2 separate regions of the Homo sapiens genome follow, and region 1 is linked to region 2. The links are chromatin contacts, found by Hi-C or POLR2A ChIA-PET in ENCODE. All regions are on one chromosome and are shown on one strand. Each heading gives the region's core, a stretch centred on a gene start or an enhancer-like site at or near the end of the contact. The rest is flanking DNA. Distances are from core to core; before and after follow the strand shown. Region 1 overlaps SACM1L (SAC1 like phosphatidylinositide phosphatase). Region 2 holds the start of LIMD1 (LIM domain containing 1).

Region 1 (7,517 bases), core at 3,870-6,369, 140 kb after region 2:
GGTCTTTCATCATTAAATATGATACTAGCTGTGGGTTTTTCACATAATGGCCTTTATGCTGAGGAACTTTTCTTCTTTTTCTAAGTTATCCAGTTGAGTGTTTTTATCAAGAAGAGGTGTTGAATTTTGTCAAATACTTTTCTGTATCAATCGAGATGCTCGTTTGTTTTTTTTCCCTTCATTCTACTAATGTGGTATGTTATACTGATGGATTTTTGTGTATTGAACCAGCCTTACATTGTGGGAATAAATCCTTTTGGTCATGGTATATACTTTTTAAATATGCTGCAGAATTTGGTGTGCTAGTGTTTGGCTGGGGATTTTTACATTAATATTCATAAAGGATATTGGCCTGTAGTTTTCTTGTAATATCTTTGTTTGGTTTTGATATCAGGATAATCTTATCTTTACAGAATAAGTTAGAAAGTGTTCTCTCTTCTTCAGCTTTTTGGTAGAGTTTGAGGAAGACTGGTGTTAATTCTCTAAATTTTGGTACAATTCACTGGTGAGTTCACTAGTAAAGCCATCTAGTCCAGGCTTTTCTTTGTTAGGAGACTTTTTTTTTTTCTGTTCGTTTTCATTACTGATTCAATCTCCTTACTATGTATTGGTCTATTTAGATTTTCTATTTTTTCATGATTCAGTTTTGGCAGGTTATATGTCTAGGAATTTGCCAATCTGGGTTATCCTACTTGTTGGCATACAGTTGTTCATAGTATTCTCTTAGATCCTTTTTATTTCTCAGAAATTGCTAGTAATGTCCACTGTCACTCTTGATTTTAGTAATTTGAGTCTTTTGTTTTGTTTTGGTCAGTCTAGCTAAGAGTTTGTGAATTTTGTTGATCTTTTCAAAGTTCAACTTTTAGTTTTATTGACTTTATTGTTTTTATATTTTCTATTTTATTTATCTCTACTCTGATTTTTATTATTTCCTCCGGTAGCTTTGGGTTTAGTTTGCTCTTCTTTTTCTTGTTCCTTAAAGTGTAAAATTAGGTTATTGCTTTGAGGTTTTCTTTTTTAATGTGTGCATTTACAGCGACAAATTTTCCTCAGCACTGCTTTTGCTTTATTTCTTTTTTTTTTTTTTTTTTTTTTTTTTTGAGACGGAGTCTCGCTCTGTCACCCAGGCCGGACTGCGGACTGCAGTGGCGCAATCTCGGCTCACTGCAAGCTCCGCTTCCCGGGTTCACGCCATTCTCCTGCCTCAGCCTCCCGAGTAGCTGGGACTACAGGCGCCCGCCACCGCGCCCGGCTAATTTTTTGTATTTTTAGTAGAGACGGGGTTTCACCTTGTTAGCCAGGATGGTCTCGATCTCCTGACCTCATGATCCACCCGCCTCGGCCTCCCAAAGTGCTGGGATTACAGGCGTGAGCCACCGCGCCCGGCCGCTTTATTTCATACATTTGGTATATTGTATTTTTGTTTTCATTTGTCTCAGGTATTTTCTAAGTTCTCTTGCTGGGATTTTTTCTTTGAACCAGTGGTTCAGTATGTTGTTTGTTTTTCACATGTTTGTGAAATTTCTAGTTTTCCTTCTATTCTTGATTTTTAGCTTTCTGTTGTGATCAGAATATATACTTAATGTGATTTGAATTTTTAAAAATGTGTTAAAACTTGTTTTTTGGCCTAGATATAGTTTGTCTTAGAGAATATTTCATGTGTACTTGTAAAAAAATGTGTATTCTGCTGCTGTTGGGTACAGTAATATGGTCTGATTGGTTTATGATGGTGTTTAAATTCTCTATTTTCTTATTCATCTCTGTCTGATTGTTCTGTTGTTGAAAGTAGGGTATTGAAGTTTCCTACAATTTTTTTAAATTTTTTATTTATTTATTTTTGGAGATGGTGTCTCACTCTGTCACCCAGGCTGGAGTGCAGTGGCATGCCTCCCTGGTTTGCACCATTCTCCTGCCTCAGCCTCCCGAGTAGCTGGGACTACAGGCGCCCACCACCACACCTGGCTGATTTTTTGTATTTTTAGTAGAGATGGGGCTTTACCGTGTTAGCCAGGGTGGTCTCAATCTCCTGACCTCGTGATCTGCCCGCCTCGGCCTTCCAAAGTGCTGGGATTACAGGCGTGAGCCACTGCGCCCAGCCTCTACTATTATTATATAATTTTCTGTTTCTCCCTTCAGTTCTGTCAGTGTGCTTCATTATATTTTCAGGCGGTCATGGTTTGTTGCATATATGTTTATAATTGTATCTTCTTGGAAAATTGACCATTTAATCAATAAACAATGTTCTTTTTTTGTCTTTTGTAACAATGTTTCACTTAGAGTGTATTTTGTCTGATACTAGTGTAGTTATTCCAGCTCTTTTTTGATTACTATTTGCACAAAATATCTTTTTTCATCCTTTCTCTTTCAACCTATATGTGTCTTTAGGTCTAACATGAATCTCTTAGAGACAGCATGTAGTTAGATCATATTTTTTTCCATTTTGCCAGTCTACTTATTTTTACTGGAGAGTTAATCCATTTGCATTTAAAGTAATTACTGATAAGGATTTACTTCTGCTATTTTGTTACTTGTTTTCTGTGTGTCCTATAGCTTTTTGTTCCTCATTTCCTCCATTACTGTCTCTTATTGTGCTTAGTTGATTTTTTTTGGTAGTGATATATTTTGATTACCTTCTCATTTTCGTTTGTGTATATTCTATAGCTGTTTTCTTTGTGGTTACCATGAGGATTACATATAACATCCTAATGTTATAAGTATCTAATTTGGATTGATACCAGAAGCATATAAAAGCTCTACTCCTGTAAAGCCTTCATGCTTCCTTTTTATGTTGACATTTCAAATTCCATCTTTATATATTGTGTTTCAGTAACATCAATATATAATTATTTTTATGCAGTTGGCTCTTATTTATGTATATATGTATTTATTTTTTAGAGAAAAGGTCTTACTCTGTTGCCCAGGCTTGTGTGCAGTGGCATGATCATAGCTCTGTGTAATCTTGAACTCCTGGGCTGAAGGAATCCTCCCACTTCAGCTTCCTGAGCAGCTAGGACTATAGGCACATACCACCATGCTTGGCTAATTTTTTTGTTTTTTATAGAGATGGGGGTCTCACTATATTGCCCAGGCTGGTCTTGAACTCCTGGCCTCAAGCCATCCTCTTGCCTCAGCCTACCAAAGTGCTAGGATTACAGATGTGAGCCACCATTCCTGACTGCATTTGACTTTTAAATCCTGTAGAAATAAAAATTGGAGTTACAGACCAGGATTTCAATAATACTGGCTTTTATATTTGCCCTTGTCTTTACCTTTTTGGATTTATTTATTTATTTATTTATTTATTTTTTGAGACAGAGTCTTATTCTGTCACCCAGGCTGGAGTACAGTGGCACAATCTCGGCTCACTGCAACCTCTGCCTCCTGGGTTCAAGCGATTCTCCTGCCTCAGCCTCCTGAGTAGCTGGGATTACAGGTGTGGGCCACCACACCCAGCTAATTTTTTTATTTTTGGCAGAGACAGGGTTTTCATGTTGGCCAGGCTAGTCTCGAACTCCTGACCTCAAGTGATCTGCCCACCTCGGCCTCCCAAAGTGCTGGGATTACAGGTGTGAGCTACTATGCCCAGCCTGTTGGAAATTTTTATATCTCTGTATAGCTGCAAGTTACTGTGTAGCATCCTTTCATTTCAACCTGAAGGACTCCCTTTAGCATTTCTTACAGATTGGGTTTAATGATAATGAACTACCTCAGGTTTTGTTTATCTAGGAATGTCTTAATTTTTCCTTCATTTTTAAAGGACGTTTTGCCAGATACAGAATCCTTGGTTGACAGTTTTTTCTTCTTCCAGCATTTAAAATATATGATCCCACTGTCTTCAGCCTCCAAGATTTCTAATGAGAAATTGGCGGATAATCCCATTGAGAATCTCTTGTGTGTGATGAGTCTCCTCTCTCTTGCTGCTTTTCAGGATTCCGTTTTTGTCTTTCAGCTATGTGATTATAATGTTTTTGGTGTGGGTCTCCTTAGAGTTCAGAGCTTGGGTTTGTAGATTCATATGTTTCATCACATTTGGGAAGGTTTTGGCTATTTTTTTTTTCTTCAAATAATCTGTCTCTGCCTTTCTCTCTCTCTTCCTGGAATTCCCATAGTGCTAAATATTTTATTTCACTTTTTGTACTCTTTTGCTCCAGAATTATTTTTTGGCTTCTTATAATAATTTTTCTATCTTTGTTGATATCCTCATTTTGTTTATGTATTGTTTTCCTGATTTCTTTTAGTTGTTTGTCTGTGTTTCCCCTTAGCTCTTTGAGTGTTTTTAAGACAGTTGCTTTAAAGTCTTTGTCTAATAAGTCTAGTCTTTGTCTAATAAGCCAAGTCCTGTCTTGGCTTCCACAGGAACAGTTTCTGTCAATTTCTTATGTTCCATTGAATGAGTCATGTTTTTCTGTTTATTTTTGTACCTGTGATTTTTTTTTTAATTATATGTTTGATTATTATAATATCATAACTCTGGAAGTCAGAGTCTCCTTTTCCCCTACGGTTTGCTGGGGTTTTTTTTGTTTTATTTGATTGTTAAAGACTCTGCTAATCCATTTTTTTTTTTTTTGAGACTTTTCCAAACTATTTTTGCCAAAACTTTCTTATTGTGTATGTTCACTGAGGTCTGTTCCTTTTGCTTCTATTCAGCTGTTTTGACAGGTTTCATTGAATTCCAAGAACTGAAATAGACAAACTAACAAAAAAAGAAAGCAAAAATGAGAGAACAACCCTGTCCCCCATTCTTTGCAGACTTGCTGTATGCTGGGGCAGTCCTTTGCTGAGTAGCCAGGCTTGCTGTGAGCCTAGGGATCAGTCTGTGGTAAAGGTTTAAGGTCTTCTCAGGACTCTTTTCAGCATGCATCTTGCCTGGTTATGTGGGTGGCCTTCAAAACTCCTTCATATACATGGCTGCTTTTGAAAGTCCTAATTTCCTAAGAATATCACCAAGCTTCTTCTCCAGCCTTTAGATGGTCTATTGTATGTCTCCATCCAGAATTTTTTGCCTCAGGCATCCATTGGTTTATGTTCCTCTTGTAGCTTTTACAAACAGTGGTCACCATTTTTACTGCCCGTGTTCAGAGATACGTGGGACAGAGATGAGTTAGTCCTTCATGTTACAACAGATGTACACAATTATATGCAAATAAGGTCTGGTCTGCCTCCTCTAGTTTGATGAGGGGAACTGAGAACCCGGTTATTCCCTTGTAAGACTAAGGTTGTCACCACTCTGAGGAGGGGCTGGGTCAAGGACAAGTTAAATGCCACAAAACTTTCCCACCATTTTGAAAGTGACTTTTACTTTATTGGGTGCTTGGGTGGGTTACTATAAAACCTTTAATCGTTTTTCAGAGCTCCTACAAAGTTGGCTCAGACAGCTTCTGGGTTTTTTTGATGTTTCTGTGGGAGAATGATGAGAGCTTAGAGCTTCCTAGTTTGTCCTTTTTCTGATACCATTCTCTCCTTTGAAATAAACTGGAAACTATGGTGTTTGAAATTTTTTACAGATTAACCAGAAGGGCTCGGAGAAGCCACTTGAGCAGACATTTGCAACAATGGTGTCTTCCTTGGGAAGTGGAATGATGAGGTACCTCACTAGAAATCTGTTGCAGGTCTTTTCAGATCAGATGTGCACTTACATATATGCATGATTACATAGAGCTCACTAGACATATGTTTCAGCTTGCATTTTTTTCAATAGTAGATCAAAGCATGATATTTTGTTGGCTTGAAATTTCTCTAGCATAATTTATGTTGCAGAATAACTTCTTTTCAGTCAAGTTTTGAGTTTAGTCTCTGATTAAAATTCCCTCATTGAGGCTTTGTGCTCCAGAGAGTTTCCATAGATAATACTTTGCCACTAGAATTGCCTTAAGGAATTTGGACTAGGCCTCTTTGCAGTGCATACCTGATTGCTGTACTTGAGCTTACTTCACTACCATTTGTTGTGTTTCTCCTCTACTCCTCCTGAGGGCCCCAGAAGAACCTGTGAGGATAGATATATATGCATATATTTTCATGTTTATATCTGCACATATCATATATATATTTTTTCCTCTGCTAGGTATGAGCATGAGAAGGGGTGTGTGTGTGCATGTAGTATATGTATAGTGATAAACCCAGAGTGAAGGAGGTTCTAGTGTTCCCAAGAAATATGTATGCACTGATATAAAGAGGAAAATCAGCTTATGAAGGTATTATTAATAGAAGGAAAATGAATGATCTCTGGTCGGTTTCTGAATATCTTTTCTTTTGGTAGATACATTGCCTTTGACTTCCATAAGGAATGTAAAAATATGAGATGGGATCGACTAAGTATTTTATTGGATCAGGTAGCAGAAATGCAAGATGAATTAAGGTAAGCTATATTATTTCCTTAAGGAGGTAGAGGGAAGAGGTATATATATCAGTCATATTTTATTATGCGTCATCCAGCAGACTTACAAGTACAGTTCACTGGATTGTCATTGCTTGTCTGTACTATTTTATTATTTTTAATTTCTTTACTGGAAAGATGAGACTTGGTGACTTCAAAATATTTTTGAATTCTTAAAAATGACCCAAGGCCAGATATCTTCATATTTTTATAAATTATCTACCATACATTTACAAATTTTTGTATAATTGAACTTGGTTTACTACTATTTTGTATTGTCGTTTCCACTAGACATTCTATCACAAGTATTTTGTTGTTAACCTGTACAGCGTCTGTAATGATAGTGTTTAATGGCTTTTCTATATTCTGTTTTATCATAACATAGTTCTAAGAAAGTGCTTTTCTTCACCCTGAGCACCTGGTTTATTTCCTTTCCTCTTTCTATCATGAAAGATTGTGGTGCCATGAATCATTATATATATTTTACATCTGTTAAATTTATTTCTTTAAAAAAATTCTTCAGAGTAGGATTAATGGATCAAAGGGTCTGAATGTCTTTGCAGTACTATATTATCATATTGGTTCAGGTTTACCATACTCTATGCGTGCCAGTCTTTACCGATTTTAAAGCCAGAAGAAGGAATCTGTAAATCGTACTACCATTTTCTTCTGCCTGTGTGTGATGGTTCTAAACCTGGCAATCCAAATGCACTTTTTAATTTGTTACACAATAATATAGTAAAACCTCTTGGATAGACATTTGCTCAGTTTTCAAAAATATCTTTTTATATACATTAGGTAATCAACTACAGTTATTTAAATCTGCTTTTTTTCTGTGACGTTTTGCCATGAACACAGAAGGGAAATTGACCTCCTGTTGTTGGGCAATTAGAGAAAACATTGGCTGGCCCTGGCATGTTGTTGGAGGAGGTAGTTCCTTGGGTTCACCCATTAACTGCTGCCGTACAAGAGTGTAAGAAAGAAGGAGAGTTGACTCCAGAGTTTGTGTTCGTTGCTGTTCACTGTGGTCCACAGGGAGAGCAGAGCTTTCACTGGTGACTTTCAGATGATCTCTCGAGACTTTTTTCTAAGGGTTTTGGGGGTAGTGGGAAGAATCTGGGCTTTGGGATCCAACACACCTTGG
Region 2 (7,301 bases), core at 4,657-7,156:
TAACTTGAACCCAGGAGGCGGAGGTTGCAGTGAGCTGAGACCATGCCATTGTACTCCAGCCTGAGCAACAAGAGCAAAACTCCATCTCAAAACAAAACAAAACAACAACAACAAAACCAGAGAGAATAGATTGTAAATATTTCTCATCAGACTTAAGGTCTGTGTTGATGTTAATGCCAGAGAGGTGTAATGAGGCATGTCTGACCCCCACTTTCAGGTTAAATTTTAGAGTGCCCTGGCTGAGGAGGAAGTCCATTTAGATGGTTGGGGGGCCTTAGGATTTTATTTTTGGTTAACACCCTGAATTTGCTGTTGCCTTGATCTTGGACTTCCCAGCCTCTCAAACCATGAGAAATACATTTCTGTTGTTTATAAGTCACCTAGTCTGTGGTATTCTGTTATAACAGCCCAAATGGACCAAGACTAGTCAACTAGAATATTGAACATGTTTTCATTCAAGAAAACAAAATAAAACATTACTGGTAAACACTTAAACAAAACCATTTACACTCTGCCTACCTACTGATAAAATTTTTTAACTTTTCAGTATTTTGCTTCTTAAACAACTGTTATGCAAATATAAACACCTTTTTTTGAGATATTAAAGTTGTTTCCAAGCACATGAAACAGACAAAAACAGCCTGTATTAAATAACCACAGCTGGGATTCTAAATGCTATGCAGAGAATTTGAAAGACCTCTGCCTCTTATGTATTAAACAGCAGCAGTAAAACATCAGTAGTCTCCTGGCCATTTCTAAGTACCCTTTCACAGTGGTATATTATTCAGTTTGATGCCCATGGGATACCATCTTTATTTTTTTTTTTAATTTTTTTTTTGAGACAGGGTCTTGTTCTTTCACCCAGGCTGGAGAACAGTGGTGCGATACTACAGTCATGTGCTACCATACCTGGCCAATTTTTTAAAAATTATTTTTTGGTAGAGATGGGATCTCACTATGCTTGTTGCCCAGGCTGGTCGCAAACTCCTGGCCTCAAGCATTCCTCCCTCCTTGGCCTCACAAAGTGCTGGGATTACAAGAGGGAGCCACTGTGCTCGGCTGGGATGCCATCTTTATAATCTATTTTGTAACGGTGTAAGGTGATCCATTGACTAAGAGAGGACAACCCAGTTGGGGCAGGAAATACATGGATTGTGGATTCAGGTTTGTGTTTAGTTGATGGAGATGGTGCAACTGTTCTAGAATGGCAGTGGGGGTGGAGAGTAATGCCTACAAGCTTCTGGAATGCTGAGCACTTCAGCTAAGCCAAGATACGGGGAGGCAGGAGGGCATCAAGGATTGTGGGCTCACATAGGTGCCAATGTCACAGGATACTTGGGGTGTTGCTTTTCCAGACAGAAACCTCTGTGGCTAGTGGTGCCTTTGCCCAAGTTTTGCTCAGGCCTGCTGGTTTTGTTTCGCCCACTTAGCCTGACAGGCTGTGCTCAGCTCGTGCTACTGGTGTGGATCCCATGCTTGCCAAGGGCAAGCCAGCCATGGAGCAGCGAGAGCTGTGTGAGCAAGCAAGCATGGGGTCTGGCCACTGCACACAGCCAGGCATGCCAGCTGTGGCAGTGCAGGCAGCTCCAGGTGCCAGCACGGGCACAGCTGTGGCTGGACCAGGCGTACCACAGGCAACTTCCACCGCTGGCACTGGGGAATGCGGTGGCACCTGGAAGCTTGGAGACACCAGGAACCGCAGAGCCCCAAAGAGGGTATCATAACCCTGGATTGGGGTGCTCCTAGGTCTGGGCTCCCCAAAGGGCTGCAGCTTTTCTCTCCTTCTCTCTTTTCTCCTTCTCTCTTCTCTCCTTCTCGTTGCCCACAACGTGGCAAGCAAGGGGTGTGTTTCAGTCCTGTTTGTGTTACAGATCTTTTAGTGCCACCATTTGCCCAGTGGGTCCCAAGTTCTTGTCCTGTGTCCACAAAGAATGAAGTATGCAGACAACTGGAGGGTGAGCAAGGCAGAAAGGAGCCTCACTGAGTGGCAGAACTGTTCTCAGTGGGTATCTCCTTTCCTCAGGCAGGTTGTCCCGATGAGTGTCCAGCTCTCAGTGGAGAAGAGACCCACAGTGGGTAGCTGCCTTCCACAGGCAGGTTGCCCCGATGTCTCTGCAGCCTTCAGCAGAGAGACCCAGAGTGGGTAGCTCCTATCTGCAGGCAGGTCATCCCATTGTCTGCCTGAGTCTGGCTGAGTCTGGTTTTTTTTATGGACTTCAGAAGGGAGGAAGTGTGTGCTGATTGGTCCACCGGCAGCCATAGGCAGGCCCAGGAAAAGCACCATAAATTCTCACTCCAGTCTGCAGGACTGATAGCTCAGCCCCTAGGTTTCAGGCTGTCCCTGTCTTGAAGGGGGCTTCACTGGGGACCCATCCCATTTCACCCAGGAGCCTGATTGCCCCCTGCTGCCATCAACCTGCTGGCCATGGCACCCATGGCACCCAGGCTGTTCATGCTGAGGGGTGCCTGCAGGTACATGCCGAACTGCCCTCAGCCTCACCCTGGCCTCCCTCCCATGCTCATCGGCACCCAAAGTCTGGAGGGGGCCGAGGCGGCAGGGGACTGGTGTGTCAGTGCTGCCCTGAGTGCGTGCACCCCCAGCTGGGTCGTGACAGTATCTGGGCTCAGCTTCAACTTTGCTCCAAAATCAGAATGGGCACCAGGAGAGGCCAGGCAACAGGAGCAGGCACTTCTGAGCCTGTGGGAGTAGGGGGGCTTTCTAGGTCCCCGGGAGCACAGGGATGCCCAGGTCTGCAGCCACAGCTGGGTGGATGCAGCTGTGCCTGGGAAGGCAGGGCTCCCGCCCCACCAACTCAGAAGGGAGTGGGGCTCCTGCCTGTTCCTAGCTCCTACCAGCTCTATGGAGCATGCAGTCACGGCCTCACCTCGCCATTGCAGCTAGCATCATGGCAGTGGCTGCTCCAGATGGACCACTGCTGCCATCACCAAGATAGGATGAAAAGAGAAGACAAATGTAAGAGCACTGGTTGGTGTCTGTGGCTCCTGCACCAGGGTCCCAGCTGTCCAAACTGAAAACCCAGGAAGCTGGCTCTGAGCTTACTGGACTTTGCAGAGGGATGGCCATATATTCCTAGCACTTTGTCAGCTACAACTGCCATATTTGGAGGTCAGGCAAAGTGAGCCAGTCTTCCACTCCAAAATCCAGTTTTTAATTAATAAGTATTACCCAACACCTAAGGAGTGTTTAATTATGATTACCTCTGAGAAAGGGGATGGTAGGCAACTTTTAAAACTTTATATATGTCTGTATTGTTCAAAGTTGTTATAGAAACATGTATTACTTGTAGATAAAAAACCAAAAAAAATTTTTTAATAAAAATACTTCATTTTAGTATAGTGCTTTATAGCAGTGCTTCTGTAACTTTATTGTGCAAATAAACCGCCCAGAAATCTTGTTAAAATGCAGATTCTGATTCAGTAGGTTGGCAATGGGGCCTAAGATTCTGCATTTTCAACAAGCTCCCTGGTGATATGGAGTCCATTAACCATACTTTGGGTTTACGGCAGCGGTCCTCAATCTTTTTGGCACCAGTTTCACAGAAGCCAATTTTTTCACAGACGGGATGAAACTGTTCCACCTCAGATCATCGGGCATTAGATTCTCATAAGGAGCGTGCAACCTACATTCCTCATGAGGGTAGTTCATAATAAGGTTTGTGCACCCCTCTGAGAATCTAATGCCACTGCTGATCTGACAGGATGTGAAGCTCAGGCGGTAATGCCAGTAATGGGGAGTGGCTGTAAATACAGATGAAGTTTCGCTGGCTTGCCTCCTCTCACCTCCTGCTGTGCCACTCAGTTCCTAACAGGCCACAGACCAGTACTGGTCAGTAGCCCAGGGGTTGGGGACCCCTGGTTTACAGAATATAAAGCACATTCATATATATTATCTTATTTGTTCTCTGTCACAACTCTGGCAGATAGGGGTTCACTAATTCACTTATTCGACCATTAGGTACTACTATTAATATATACCAGGCACTTGGCATACAGATATGGTCAAATGGAGTGGGAAACCTACCACCCAACCAAACAAAAAAAAACGCATGTTAACCAACAAATAAATAATTATAAATAGTTATCAGAACTGAGCAGGAAGTAAAGAGGGTGCTGAAAAAGAACAACAGGAACCACTCTGAGGAGGCCTCTAAGAGGAGGTGACTTCAGCAGGGATGGGAAAGATGAGCCACTCAGTTTAGGGGCAAGCTCTGGGCAGACACCAGGAAGCTCCTGCAGCTAGAGTGCAGGGAGGGAGGGAAGATCCCTAGATCTGGCCCAGAAGGCTGCGGCAAGGGGCCGATTTCAATTTAATTCTGGGGTAAGCACTGAGGATTTAGGTAGAGAAGTGTCTGTTCTAGTATTTGCCTTAGGATCACGATGGCTGTAGTGTGGGAAATGAAACCTCTCCAGGATCGCCTGGGAACTGGTATAGGGAGTCCCGGGCCATGCGGGGGCGCCAAGGAGTCAGGCCTGGTGTCCCTGCAGCCGCGCGGATCCACTTGCAGATGGGTCCCTCTACGAATAACGAGCCTACTAGGGCACGTGCTTTTACTGCTGCACTGAGGACGTGAAATGCGCGCAGGCACAACGAGACTTTCTTCTTTTTCGCTCTTTCAGAGGGCCCGGGCTCCCATCTACGCTTTGCTGGTTACGTTGGCATGTTGGGCATTTCCCCCTCTCTGCCTCAGTCTCCCGACCTGTCAAAGAGGACGGTGGGCCAGCCATGGGTGACACGCCCGTGCGCCTCTCCAATAGTGCACCTCGGGCAAGCCGGGCGGCGGGCACAGCCTGGACGGTGCCGGCCTCGAGAGGCACAAAGGGCTGGCTTTCCACCGGGGAAACTGAGGCAGTGGAGCGAGGAGCGGCGTCCTCGAAAGTCCTCGCAAACTCCCAGCGCCTGTGTTGGGCCCATGCAGGCTACCCAGGCCGCCCGTCTCCGAGCGGAGGACCCCGCCCAGCGCTGCCAGGGGCGGGGCCGGGCTGAGGACCCGAGGCTGGAAGGGAGGTCGGAGCACCCAATTCGGTCCAGGACTCGCAGGGGGCGGCAGTGGCGGCGGCGAAGTCCCGTGCAGTCCCAGTGCTAGAGCGTGGGACGGACTTGTGGGGCACCCCTCGGTGTTCTCCAGCCAGGCCTGGGGGCAGGAGGCCCAGCCACGCTGCCGGGTGCAGGCCTGCCCCTGGGCGCCCGCCCGCGCGCCGTCCCCGCCCCTCGGCCGCCCCCTCCGCCCCGGCGCGGGCTCGGGACGTGCAGAGCCGGCGAGCGAGCAGCAGGGACTGCGCCTGGCGCACTCACTTCCGCGTCCCGCCGCCCTCCGGCCCGCGCGCGCCGATCCGCCGCCGCCATCGGACAATGGGCCGCCAGCCCCAGCTGCCGTGAACTTCCTGCCGCTGCTCGGCCGCCCGTGCGTCCCGGACGGCGTTCCTGCCAGGCGCCGGCCGGGATCGCAGCTCCGGGGAAGCAGCGGAGGACCCAGCGCCTGGAACGTACCTGCGCCTCAGCCGCCGCGCGTTTGCTCCGGCCCGACTCGCGGCCTCGGCGCCCTCCCGGCCGATTCAGCTTCACCCGGCCCAGTCGGCTGCTGCCTTGCTGTGAGTTTCCGTGTTTGGTTGCCTAAGGAGGATGTGATTTTACTTTTTTGCTGTTTTCTTTTTCCTTTTATAATTTGAAGAGGAGAAAAGAACTCCGCTGAGCAGGCCCGGGACGGCGAAGTGCCACCAGCTACCCCAACAAGGACGTCTCCAGGGGAAAGGGAGTTGGAAGCAAACTTGGTCCAGCTGGCGTTGAGGTCTCAACTTCGGCTGGACTCTTAAATCCTGGGGTCATGCCCTTCACGCTAGGCAGGTGGAAGTCTTTACTTGTACTGGGCCGGACTTGAGCCCCGACCCTTCGCCAGCATCTCCCCGCTGCCCTCAACACACACACACACACACACACACACACACACACACACACACACACACACACACACACACACACACGGCACCTGGGCTAGGCCCGGACACCTGTCTGCAGCATGGATAAGTATGACGACCTGGGCCTGGAGGCCAGTAAATTCATCGAGGACCTGAACATGTATGAGGCCTCTAAGGATGGGCTCTTCCGAGTGGACAAGGGTGCAGGCAACAACCCCGAGTTTGAGGAAACTCGCAGGGTGTTCGCCACCAAGATGGCCAAAATCCACCTCCAGCAGCAGCAGCAGCAGCTCCTGCAGGAGGAGACTCTGCCCAGGGGGAGTAGAGGCCCTGTCAATGGAGGGGGCCGCCTGGGCCCACAGGCCCGTTGGGAAGTTGTGGGCAGCAAGCTGACTGTGGATGGTGCTGCCAAGCCTCCTCTTGCTGCCTCGACAGGGGCACCTGGGGCAGTCACCACCCTCGCTGCTGGGCAGCCCCCGTACCCACCGCAGGAGCAGAGATCCAGGCCATACCTGCATGGCACGAGGCATGGCAGCCAGGACTGTGGTTCCAGGGAGAGCCTGGCGACTTCTGAGATGTCTGCTTTCCACCAGCCAGGCCCCTGTGAGGATCCTTCCTGCCTCACTCATGGAGACTATTATGACAACCTCTCCTTGGCAAGCCCAAAGTGGGGTGACAAACCAGGAGTGTCCCCCAGCATCGGCCTGAGTGTAGGGAGTGGGTGGCCTAGCTCCCCGGGGAGTGACCCACCACTGCCCAAACCCTGCGGGGACCATCCCCTAAATCACCGACAGCTCTCCCTGAGCTCCAGCAGGTCTTCTGAGGGTAGCCTCGGTGGTCAGAATAGTGGCATTGGTGGCCGCAGCAGCGAGAAGCCAACAGGCCTTTGGTCCACTGCCTCCTCCCAGCGGGTGAGCCCTGGCCTGCCTTCCCCAAACTTGGAGAACGGAGCACCAGCTGTGGGGCCTGTTCAGCCCAGGACCCCTTCTGTGTCAGCACCCTTGGCCCTGAGCTGCCCCAGGCAAGGAGGTCTTCCAAGATCAAACTCGGGGCTGGGGGGTGAGGTTTCAGGTGTGATGTCCAAACCCAATGTGGACCCCCAACCCTGGTTCCAGGATGGGCCCAAATCTTACCTTTCCAGTTCTGCCCCGTCATCCTCGCCAGCTGGTCTGGACGGTTCACAGCAGGGTGCGGTCCCTGGGCTGGGGCCGAAGCCTGGCTGCACAGACCTTGGCACTGGTCCCAAGCTCAGCCCCACCAGTCTTGTCCATCCAGTGATGTCCACCCTGCCTGAGTTATCTTGTAAAGAGGGTCCCCTGGGCTGGTCTTCTGATGGTAGCCTGGGATCTGTGCTCCTGGACAGCCCC

What was found. A loop is a pair of places that touch in the nucleus more often than their neighbours do. ChIA-PET counts read pairs that join two places held with the same protein, here RNA polymerase II (POLR2A). Pooled maps may share reads with other maps.
Region 1: a loop to region 2 is called in a pooled map, with 2.4 times the contacts of the local background. The contact joins the enhancer-like site here to the promoter of LIMD1 in region 2. A Hi-C loop is called at or near these places in 2 of 50 pooled maps. POLR2A ChIA-PET finds 5 or more read pairs at or near these places in 2 of 52 experiments (AG04450 and activated CD4-positive, alpha-beta T cell).

The regions. Positions count from the first base shown.
Region 1 is chr3:45,725,797-45,733,313 of GRCh38, forward strand. SACM1L (SAC1 like phosphatidylinositide phosphatase) reads left to right here. Exons shown (of 20, transcript NM_014016.5): 12 at 5,505-5,584; 13 at 6,257-6,355. Among named protein-coding and RNA genes, the nearest start is that of SACM1L, 40 kb to the left of the region's middle. RefSeq lists a silencer at 1,806-2,002. Within about 2 kb of position 5,120, at least 2 of the 41 ENCODE cell types and tissues checked have a DNase peak (open chromatin) inside an H3K27ac peak, as active enhancers do.
Region 2 is chr3:45,588,845-45,596,145 of GRCh38, forward strand. LIMD1 (LIM domain containing 1) reads left to right here and starts at 5,907. Exons shown (of 8, transcript NM_014240.3): 1 at 5,907-7,301. The coding sequence starts at 6,036. RefSeq lists silencers at 4,914-5,383, 5,394-5,523 and an enhancer at 5,614-5,783.